Linked DNA regions of Homo sapiens: region 2 is linked to region 1. A link is a loop called in an ENCODE intact Hi-C map of the cell type or tissue named here. Cell type or tissue: PC-3. All regions are shown on one strand.

Region 1 (5,000 bases):
ATAACATGTTTGCTTACTAGATGAAATTCCTGTTTTATGAGTGCTATAAAATAGATGGTGAAATAAAACAAAAAATGAGATTTTCTTCTTGAAGGAAAAATGGAAAATGTAACTTAGTTCTGGATTTTATTTGTTCATAATTGAGTAAATTTATTTTACTCTAGTGCAGGTATTTTATAAATGAAATGTATTCTTTTTTTCAGGAAAGATATTTCTTGATTGACAAAATCCCCAAGATAACTAAGTAAATAAATTATATCAAAGTGGTTTATTTAACTAAATGTTAATAAACTATCTTCTTGAACATGAAATCTTTTCTACTGAGATACAGGGTAGAAATATTTATTAAAATAAAATATTTCATTTTATATATATTGTATATGTATATTGTATATATTATAATAGAAAGAATACAGAATTTTTTTTTGTAATTGATTAATCTCCATAATACTAGATTCATCACACATTTCCCACATGTACCTGTAGCCATTATAGTGTCATCTCTCCCTTGGGTGAAGATCACGATTCGCTGCCTCTTTGAGTTCATCTTTGGCAGGGCTTGTGTCTTTTTGGCTATCTCTTTAATGTCTTTAGTCTATTAATAGAAGGAAGGAAAAAATTCTCATGACCAATAAAATAAAACAAAACTTTATTAGTAGATTAACAATTTAGCTTCTATTGATCAAAATAAGAGACCTGCATATCTATTAAGAGACATTAAAAATTTCTTTAACCATATACAAAAGTAAATAGAATAGCACAGTGACTTCCAAGGAACCCATCAATGATCTACACAAATTTAAAATGTATGATGAATCTTATTTCACCTATATCCTCATCCACTTGCTTTTCAAATTATTCTAAAGTAAACTCCAAGAACTATACATAATTTCATCTATAAATGTTTTAGTATATATCTTTGAAAGGTAATGATAAACATAACCACAAAACTATTATCATACTTCAAAAATTATTAACAATGACTAAGTATCAGCAAATATCCAGGCAGTTTTCAAATTCCCAATTAAAGAGAGGTTTTTATAAAGAGGAAAATTTAATTATTTTAGAGGTTTACAGAACATAATTATGCTGACTTTGGAAAAAATACAGTTCTTATAATGTCAATTTTTCAAAGGACTGATTTGAGAGAAAGAAATGCTAATCCTTTCCTACAAAGACTTAATTTTCTTTAAAAAAGATAAAGTTTAAAAAATGACAAACTAATTGTCAAACTCTGATGCTGTTTTTCACACCACATAGGCCATAAAGTTTTACTGAAATCTTTATTGAAGTTTTCTGAAATCTTGAAACCTAACCTTGAGCTAAAGGCAGAGGTTTTAGAATCATCTTTTCAACCATTTTGGATAATTTGAAAATCCATGTCTGTATTCAGTGGGCTTTTAAAACTGTCCATAGTTTTGGGCTTTGCTAACAAAACTAGTTTATTCTATCACTATGCAAAGTTTCAAATAGTTATAGAGAAAGAAACACCTATCAGAGCGGAAATATAGCTGAGTGGCATAAATAAAGTATATATAAGAGAACAAATAGAATATATGAGAGAGAACATTTAGGCAAGCAAAGCAGACAAGTCACAATGGTTTGCAATCGTTACAAACGTCACCAGAAACTGGCATTTTTAAAGGGATGACAATTAGTGGTGAAATATTTTTATATTGTTTGTTCACTCAATATTTAATAAATTCCAGATAATATATGAAGCTAAGCTTCTAATATACCTAACAGGATGACTTCTAGAGGACAGTTGTTTCTGAAAAGAATAGCCATTTGTAGTAGGACAGTGCTGCTGACTTCAAACATGCTGACTATTTCGCTTTCGGTTGCTTATTTTAGAACAGAACTAAGTCTGAACTCTGATAAGATGAGAAGAAATTCCCTCAGTTTCAGGAGACAGACTTTTAGAAATGACTAGTAACAGCTGAAAGGACCAAAAAATGCCATGCAATGTCTTCACTCACCTAAATAAGTGTACACATATAATTAAAATGACTCATGTATATTTTGGCAATTTCCTTAGCACAAATATATTTTACTACTATAGGATTTTTGCTTGTGATTAAGTACAGCTCATATTTAATAAAGATAAGAGAAAAACACATTCACTTCATCATCTTGAAAGCAGAATCTTATGAATGTACTAGATGTTCTTTAAAAGAAAGTCTTTCTTCAAGGTGATATAAGGAATAAATTAAGAATAAGATTCTGGCTGGTTATAGTGGCTCACGCCTGTAATCCCAGCACTTTGGGAGGCCGAGGAGGGCAGATCACGAGGTCGAGAGATGAAGACCATCCTGGCTAACATGGTGAAATCCCGTCTTTACTAAAAATACAAAAATTAGTTGGGCATGGTGGCACGTGTCTGTAGTCCTAGCTACTTGGGAGGGCTGAGGCAGGAGAATCGCTTGAACCCAGGAGGCAGAGGTTGCAGTGTGCAGAGATCATGCCACTGCACTGCAGCCTGGTGACAGAGCAAGACGCCATCTCAAAAAAAAAAAAAAAAAAAAAAAAAAAGGAATAAGATTCCATGGTTGCTTTCTACCAACCCTGTGAGAAGACATATTTTGTTGAGAGCTTTGGTAATTTAATCAAAGAAATGTTTCTTATGTCTCAAATTAAACCTCATAAAATGGCAATTAAAGGACAAAATAAACTTTCCAAGTACAAAACATAATTCTTCCCAGATGTATGTAAAACTTTATTTCTCCTTCTACAGTAATTCCTCTCCTCTGTCCCCAATAGGTTCTTCTCCCTTACACTTAAGCTCACACATCTTAACAAACAATGAAATTACAAGGACTTTTAGAATATGACAGGCTTGGATTTACTATTTGTATGATTTGGGGCAAGTTAATAAACCTCTCTAAGATCCATTTCCTCATCTACAAAACTAAGAAAATGTTCACATTAAAAGATTTTGAGGGATAAGTATGCTAAGATTAGTGGGCAAAAATTAAAGAAAACAGGATATTTACAGTCTCAAAGTATGTCCCCCTAAGATATTCATTACAAAAGGAAAAATCATAATGTTATAGTAGAGAAAATTGACAGACATCACCTTAAGCCAGATAGATTAGTTTAGTGATGCTAAAATTAGTGGATAAAATAGAATGTTTCCATAGCCCCAAAGTAGTATCTCCTCCAAGATATTTATTAAATACAATGGGAATTACAGAGGATAAACTAGCAAACACCACCTAAACCTAGTGATAAAGGTTTAGCATCACCAGCAATAAGAATCTGTGACACTGTGTACCTCCCTGATATGATGCACCAAGAAAGGAACATCACTTCTGTGGTTTTCCTGCCAAAAATGCCTAATCTCAATGTACATGAGAAAACATCAGACAAACTCAAATGGAAGGACATTCTACAAAATGACTGACCAATAATTTTCAAAAGTATAAAGTTCATGAACAACAAGAGTGAGGAACTGTCACAGATTAGAAGAGACTAAGGAGACATGACAAATATGCAATGTGGGATTCGATTCTGGAACAGAAAAAGGAAACTAGAGAAAAAACGGTTGAAACCAGAATAAAGCCTGTATATAGTTCAGTTATTGTAGTTTAATGTTAATTTTCTGTTATTCATTATACTTTGGTTATGTAAGATGTTAATATTAGGGTAAACTGGGTGAAGGGTATGTGGGAATTCTGTACTATTTTTGTAATTTTTCTAAGACTAAAGTTATTTTAAAATAAAAAGTTAAAAATTGTGAGGATGAAAGAAGATGAGGTAAGTGAAATAGCTTAATGCAATTTTAGCACATGCTAAGAACTTAAATATTAATTTATTTCCTCTAATTACTCTCATTTTAATACTCTCTAAAATGGTTACATACTTAGGTTGCCCCAAAATCGCTAGAAAGGGCTTCAAGAGTTTTGAATATGGAACATTCAATTATAGTATCTATAACGAAGAAGATGAAGACAGGGAGGAGTAAGAAGTATGAGTTGAAAGCTCATAAAATTGAGCTGTGAGCCATGTACATAGCTCTAAAGTGCTCATTAAATCTTAACTTCTCTAGTCAGTAGGTACTATTATTATCCCTATTTTATAGATGAAGAAACTAAAAGCCATGTATAAAGCTCTAAAGTATTCATTAAGGTAAGGCGTGGTGGCTCATGCCTGTAATCCCAGCACACTGGGAGGCGGAGGCGGGTGAATCGCTTGAGCCTAGGAGTTTGAGACTAGCCTGGGCAACGTAGTAAAACTTCATCTCTACAAAAAAATACAAAAATTTGCTAGGTGTGGTGGCATGCGCCTATAGTCCCAGCTACTTAGGAGGCTGAGGTGGGAGGATGGCTTGAGCCTGGGAGACAGAGGTTTCAGGGAGCTGAGATCACGCCACTGCACTCCAGCGTGGGCAACAGAGCCAGACCCTGTCTCAAAAAAAAAAAAGAGAGAGAGAGAGAGAATGACATTGGAATTTTGATAGGGATTGCATTGAATCTACAGATTGCTTGAGCCCAGCAGGCAGAGGTTGCAGTGAGCTGAGACCGTATCATTGCATTTCAGTCAGGGCAACAGAGTGAGGCTGTCTCAAAACAATCAATCAACCAATCAATAAAATAAAGTACTCATTAAATCTGAACTACTCTAGGCAGTAGGTACTAATACAATATGCCATTTTATAGATGAAGAAACTGAGTCAGAGACGTTAAGTAATGTGCCTAAGGTCATAAATACAAGTAGTGGAGAACAGACTAGCACCCACAGTCTGACTCCAAGGATAATACACTTAACCATTATTATAGTGCTTCTATAAATGCTAGCAATGTGCTTTTTGTTGTTTTTTTTTATCACAAAACTATAGCATGTTCATCCTAAACCATTTTCCTACCACATTCACAAGTCATTCCTGATCTTGTGTTTAAGTTTGCTATTTTTTCTTAATTAATTTGGCTCATATTTTTACTCCAGCGAATTTCAGTGGTTTTTTTTTTTTTTTTTTTGAGATGGAATTTCGCTCTTGTTGC
Region 2 (5,000 bases), 320 kb before region 1:
AAATTTACATTTTGGTTTGGATACAGAGACTAAAAGGTCTCCTCTACCACCCCATAAATTCTAGTATCAGACCTTTAAACTTTCAGATGTTAAGAATTAGTTTATTCCCCAAAGGTTCAATTAGAACACAGCTGAAAAAAAAAAAATTCAGTATAGCAAACTGACTGATTCCATGATCTGATTTCATCACCGAGCAGTAGGAAGCATTTAGCTGGTCTACAGAGAGAGAGGTGTGTGGTTCTCTTGGCTAGAAGGCACAAAATCCAACTTTCTGTTCTTTTGGCAAAAGAAGGAATGTCCAATCAGCATAGTAGGAAGTAAGTAACAGAATTTCTAATTTTACAAAGTTAGTCAATTTCATGGTTAAGAAGTGCTGTTTTGATGGTAACCTTTACATTTTTACAACCCAACTATGAGTATTAAGTAGGGAAGATCCAACTAAGATAGTTATTTCAGGGGTAACGTCCCTTTCTCTCAAAGTTAAAACTCTTAATATAATTCACTTGGCTTGTAACATGGTATTTAGTCATTCTCATTCTTTGAATTGTTGCCTAATGCAAGCTTTCATTTGGATACACCACTCCCGTTGATGTTTATAGGACTGCCTTGCTATTAACCTCTAACCCAATTAGTCACCAAACTGACAGCATGCATTGCTATTTGGAAGCCAACTGCTTATGAAGGAATTTTTTTTTAGAATCTGAACAAAATGAGCCGTATTATGGCCACTTTATTTATAGTTTTTAACGAAGTATTCCAGGATATCTACAGTGACAAACTCAGGGTAAAAGCAAATCAGGTCCTTTGTGTGCACTGGGCCAGGGAGTGAGGGCTATTTTAAATAAAAATATGTTTTAAAAATTTAAAGGTGTAATCCACCTTCTACCATGGCCATCTCTCCCCTTTACTTCTGTTACCTCTGTTTATCTCAGTGATAGATAACTCCATCCTTCCAGTTATTCAGGCCAATAACCTTGAAGTCTTCTCTTTTTCTAACACTCTGCATCAAGTTCATCAACAAATTCTGCGGGCTCTACTTCAAAATACATCCAGAATCTGTCCTCTTCTCACACTCTCCACCATTACCACTGGCCTAAACCATCATATCTCTTGCTTGTTTTGTGGCAATACCCTCCCAGCTGCCACCTTGGTGCCGCCTACAGCTTATTCTCAACACAGCAGCAGGAAACAGCTTGTTAAAACGTTAAGTCAAATCATGTGCCTCCTCTGTTCAAAACCCTGCAAAGGCATCCATCACTCTCAGCAAAGCCAGAGGCCTGACCTGTGCTGAGACCTTCCTCCCATCTGCTCTCACCTCTTACTACTTGACGACTCTCCCCTCTCTCTCCACGCCAGCCACACTGGCCTCTTATCTGTTTCTCAGACATGTCAAGGGCTCTTTGCACTTGCTGTTCCCTCCATCTAGAACACTCCTTCTCCATGCCTGGAATGCTCCCTCACTTCCCTCAGAAGTCAAGTTAAATGTCACTTTCTTAGAGAGGTCTTTCCTCATCAAACTATTTAAAAAAGCAATGCCTCCCCATCCCATCACTCCTTAATTCCCTTACTCTGCTTTATTTTTCTCCATAGCATTTCTCACAGCTGACATGCTATATACTCACTTACATTATTTGTCTCTTCCCATTAGGATGTAAATGAATTTCATGAGGGCAGAGACTTGTCTGTTTTGCTCCCTGCTGTGTCCCCAGTGCCTACAACAGTGCCTGACATACACCAGGTGCTCAAGAAATAGTGGCTGAATTAATGAATAAATAAATGAATGAATACTAGACTTCCTCCCTTCTACTTCTCCTACTCCTTTTCTATACTACTTCTAATAATAGAATTGTTTGCCCATGACTCATTGATAAAGTTGTCTTGCATTTACTTCTCTAAGATCTATTTCAAACTAACTTATCCTGAGCCCACACCCAATAAATAAACAAGAACTTAAGAAACCAGCTTACTTACCTTCTAACTAAACATTAGGTGCTTGAATCTTTCCAATAACCTCTACCTGTTTCTAAGGGCCTATAATTTCTTCTGCCACAGTGTATAATTCAGCCAGTGTTTCTCAATCCTCAGGCATTCCCAGACCATCCACGGCAATTTTGCTTCATCTGTGTATCACCTGTGCTATTATTTTCTTAACAAGTTTTAAACCTGGCTCACTTTTATTCTTTAAAAAAAAATATGACTACAGAAATGAAGTGTTTGTTCATGAACCACCACTGGAGGTTACATATACCAAACTCTGGATTCACTTGAGCCAAAAAGTTTACCATGGGGCCTGTAATACCTTTAGGATGTAAAACAAACACACATACATACACACACATCCTTTTGCTTAACGCTATGTAAGTTAAAAACTGAAGTCACATTAGAATCAGATCATCTATGGACTCAAAATATATCATGAAGAAATGTCTAAATTCCTAGTCAGATTAATTCAGGCCATCAACACTAAGTTCCTAAAGAAAAAACCTGCCCAATTATCTGCTGGGTCCTTTGTAAAATATTACCTGCTAAAATGCTCTGGTAAAGAGCACACTGGTATGCTTTTCTAGAAAAGTTCTTTTTTTCTGATCACTATTCCATCTACCTAGCCATCTTTCTTCTTTTTTTCCTTTCTTTTAGGAGAGGATTGGTTGGGATGAAGGGCTCCTGGAGGGCACTTCCTAAATTTGACAGGTTTCTTTATAACAGCAATTTTGCAGTTGTTTTCTAGAGCTTTATCAAATTTGACTTCTAAAGCTCACTTTTCTACTTTAGAGAATGATATTAAGAATCCCTGATTAAGGACAATAATCTTCACAAACTAAAAAGCCATCCTTATATTCAAACATGCTTTAAAATGTGAGCAGTATTCTAAACTTGCTGCAGACAACCCATACAATCACATGAGTTATTTTAAGAAAAAGACTCAGTTAGACACATCTACAGAAGCTAATACTAACGTGCTGTTCTTCCAATGAAAAGGTTACTGACCTATCAGTAGGAGTTGTCTTTTCTGGCAGAGATGACAGATTTGCCTTGTCTTATCTCCACCCCCTGCTGTGTCCCCATAATGAGCCATAGCTACATGTGCAAGACAGCTGGCAAGGGGGAGTCAGGGTCTGTGGCCATGGGCCAGAGCAAAGCTTACCAGTCAACCCAGAGCCTGGACCTATGACCGATGTCTCATTAACACCTTGCTCTAAGCAACTGAGCTGTCACAAAAATCAACAGTGGCTTAAGCATTTTGTTTACAAGTGAAACAAATCAGGTCAATCTGACAACCAATAGTTCAAGCAGCCACTAGAAAATTGCCAAAAGGACACAAAAACCAATAGTAAGCAGGAGTGATAAGGGTCTTGCAGTCCTAGCTTGGGAGGTAGCCACACAAGCAAGGATGAGTATGGAAGGGAATGAGACTGTAATAGGCAGGTCTGTTTCTAACATACCAGGCAGTCAATGCATGTTAATTAAAGATAAAAAGAAGAAAGGTATAGCTACAACCCCCTTAGTGATGTCCTTCTTACTCAGTGGTTAGAACAAATGCCTTGATAGATGCCCAAAAAACAGCAAGGGACAGTTCACACTCAGGAGCTACAAGTTTAAAAACATCTATACTTTAAAAATATTTAGAGGCCAGGCACGGTGGCTCATGCCTATAATCCCAGCACTTTGGGAGTTCAAGGCAGGCGGATCACCTGAGGTCAGGAGTTCCAGACCGGCCTGGCCAACATGATAAAATCTTGTCTCTACTAAAAATACAAAATTAGCTGGGCGTGGTGGCAGGCATCTGTAATCCCAGCTACTCAGGAGGATGAGGCAGGAGAATCACTTGAAGCCAGGAGGTGGAGGTTGCAGTGAGGCAAGATCTCGCCATTTAACTCCAGCCTGGGCAACAAGGGCAAAACTCCATCTCAAAAAAAAAAAAAAAAAAAAAAATTTAGACTACAGTGACCCATACACATTAGGAAACCATTTGATCTTAAACCAAAATAAAGGAAAAAATCCACAACAAATCAAGCTCAAAAGAAATAATTATAAACATATTTTCATCACCAAAATTTTGGATTTATGAGCAAGCCAAATAATCTTTCCTTTTAGAGTACACACAAATTAATATGAAGAAAAGCTCCCTGGGCACCATTTTATGCCCAGGGTTTCAGTGGTTAGTCTAATTGGGGCCATCCCACCTTGGGATGGAACAGCAGAGAAGAAAAGAAAAATGGACACAGCCACTATTAAATTATAACAAGTTTCTTTGTTGGGGTATAAAAGCAGTCTTACGAACGAAAAGGAGAAATCACCAGAGTTTGGAGAATTGCCCCTTGATCAGTCAACTGGCCAAGAGAACCAATTATCCACCTATCATTGTATTAAATGCTATATGAGAAGGGTAAAGAAATAGCAGACAGGGACCTTATCCACAAAGTTTATGATCTGGTTGAAAACGTATTATTAGCAAATGTTAAAAAAAAAATCAAACTAAAAATACTCAGCTGTCATGTTTAGGCAATAAATGCTGGAGGCACTCTTCTAATGAGGACAGAATAGGTAATTCAAAGAGCTAACAACATAGGGTTGAATTTTCGGTCAAAAATTGGTGAGGACAGGAAGTCCAAGAGGTAAACCCAACACTCAGAGCCACTTTTATCATGGGGTTATATTTACCAATCCAGGAAATAAAGCTGATGTGAAATTCTGGTGACATCTGGAGCCTAAGCAGGTGGGGTCTCAAGGATACCAACCCCTATTGTAAATGGGGCTTCAAAGAGGGAAAGTGAACTGTAAGTAACCAGCCTGCACACAGGTTTGCAGCCCAACTCACAATACCTGAATCATGAACTTGGCTTGAGGAGGCCTTAAACTGTACAACCTAGGCAGAAGGCAGAAGCATATGAAAATTCTCAACCTCAAATTATTTCTATAAATACTTTTTCAAAAACAACATCCAGGATGTAATCAGGCACAGGAAAAAACAAACACCATGAGTCAGAACCAGCAGAAAC

The links. Peaks named below come from ENCODE experiments on the same cell type or tissue, not always from the same donor. Only the 100,000 strongest peaks of a DNase experiment are listed, where the experiment ranks them.
Region 2: it touches region 1 in a loop (2.2-fold over the local background); 2 of 110 quality-filtered maps call a loop at or near these places.

What each region holds. Positions count from the first base shown.
Region 1 is chr10:74,595,974-74,600,973 of GRCh38, reverse strand. ADK (adenosine kinase) reads right to left here. Exons shown (of 11, transcript NM_006721.4): 9 at 481-595. Among named protein-coding and RNA genes, the nearest start is that of ADK-AS1, 69 kb to the right of the region's middle. In PC-3, no CTCF peak of the experiment used is centred here; a DNase peak (open chromatin) is centred at 1,953.
Region 2 is chr10:74,920,042-74,925,041 of GRCh38, reverse strand. All of the region lies in intron 3 of KAT6B (lysine acetyltransferase 6B), which reads right to left. Among named protein-coding and RNA genes, the nearest start is that of KAT6B, 96 kb to the right of the region's middle. In PC-3, a CTCF peak has its summit at 2,294; DNase peaks (open chromatin) are centred at 601, 1,161 and 1,861; H3K4me3 peaks cover 2,770 bases; H3K27ac peaks cover 3,548 bases.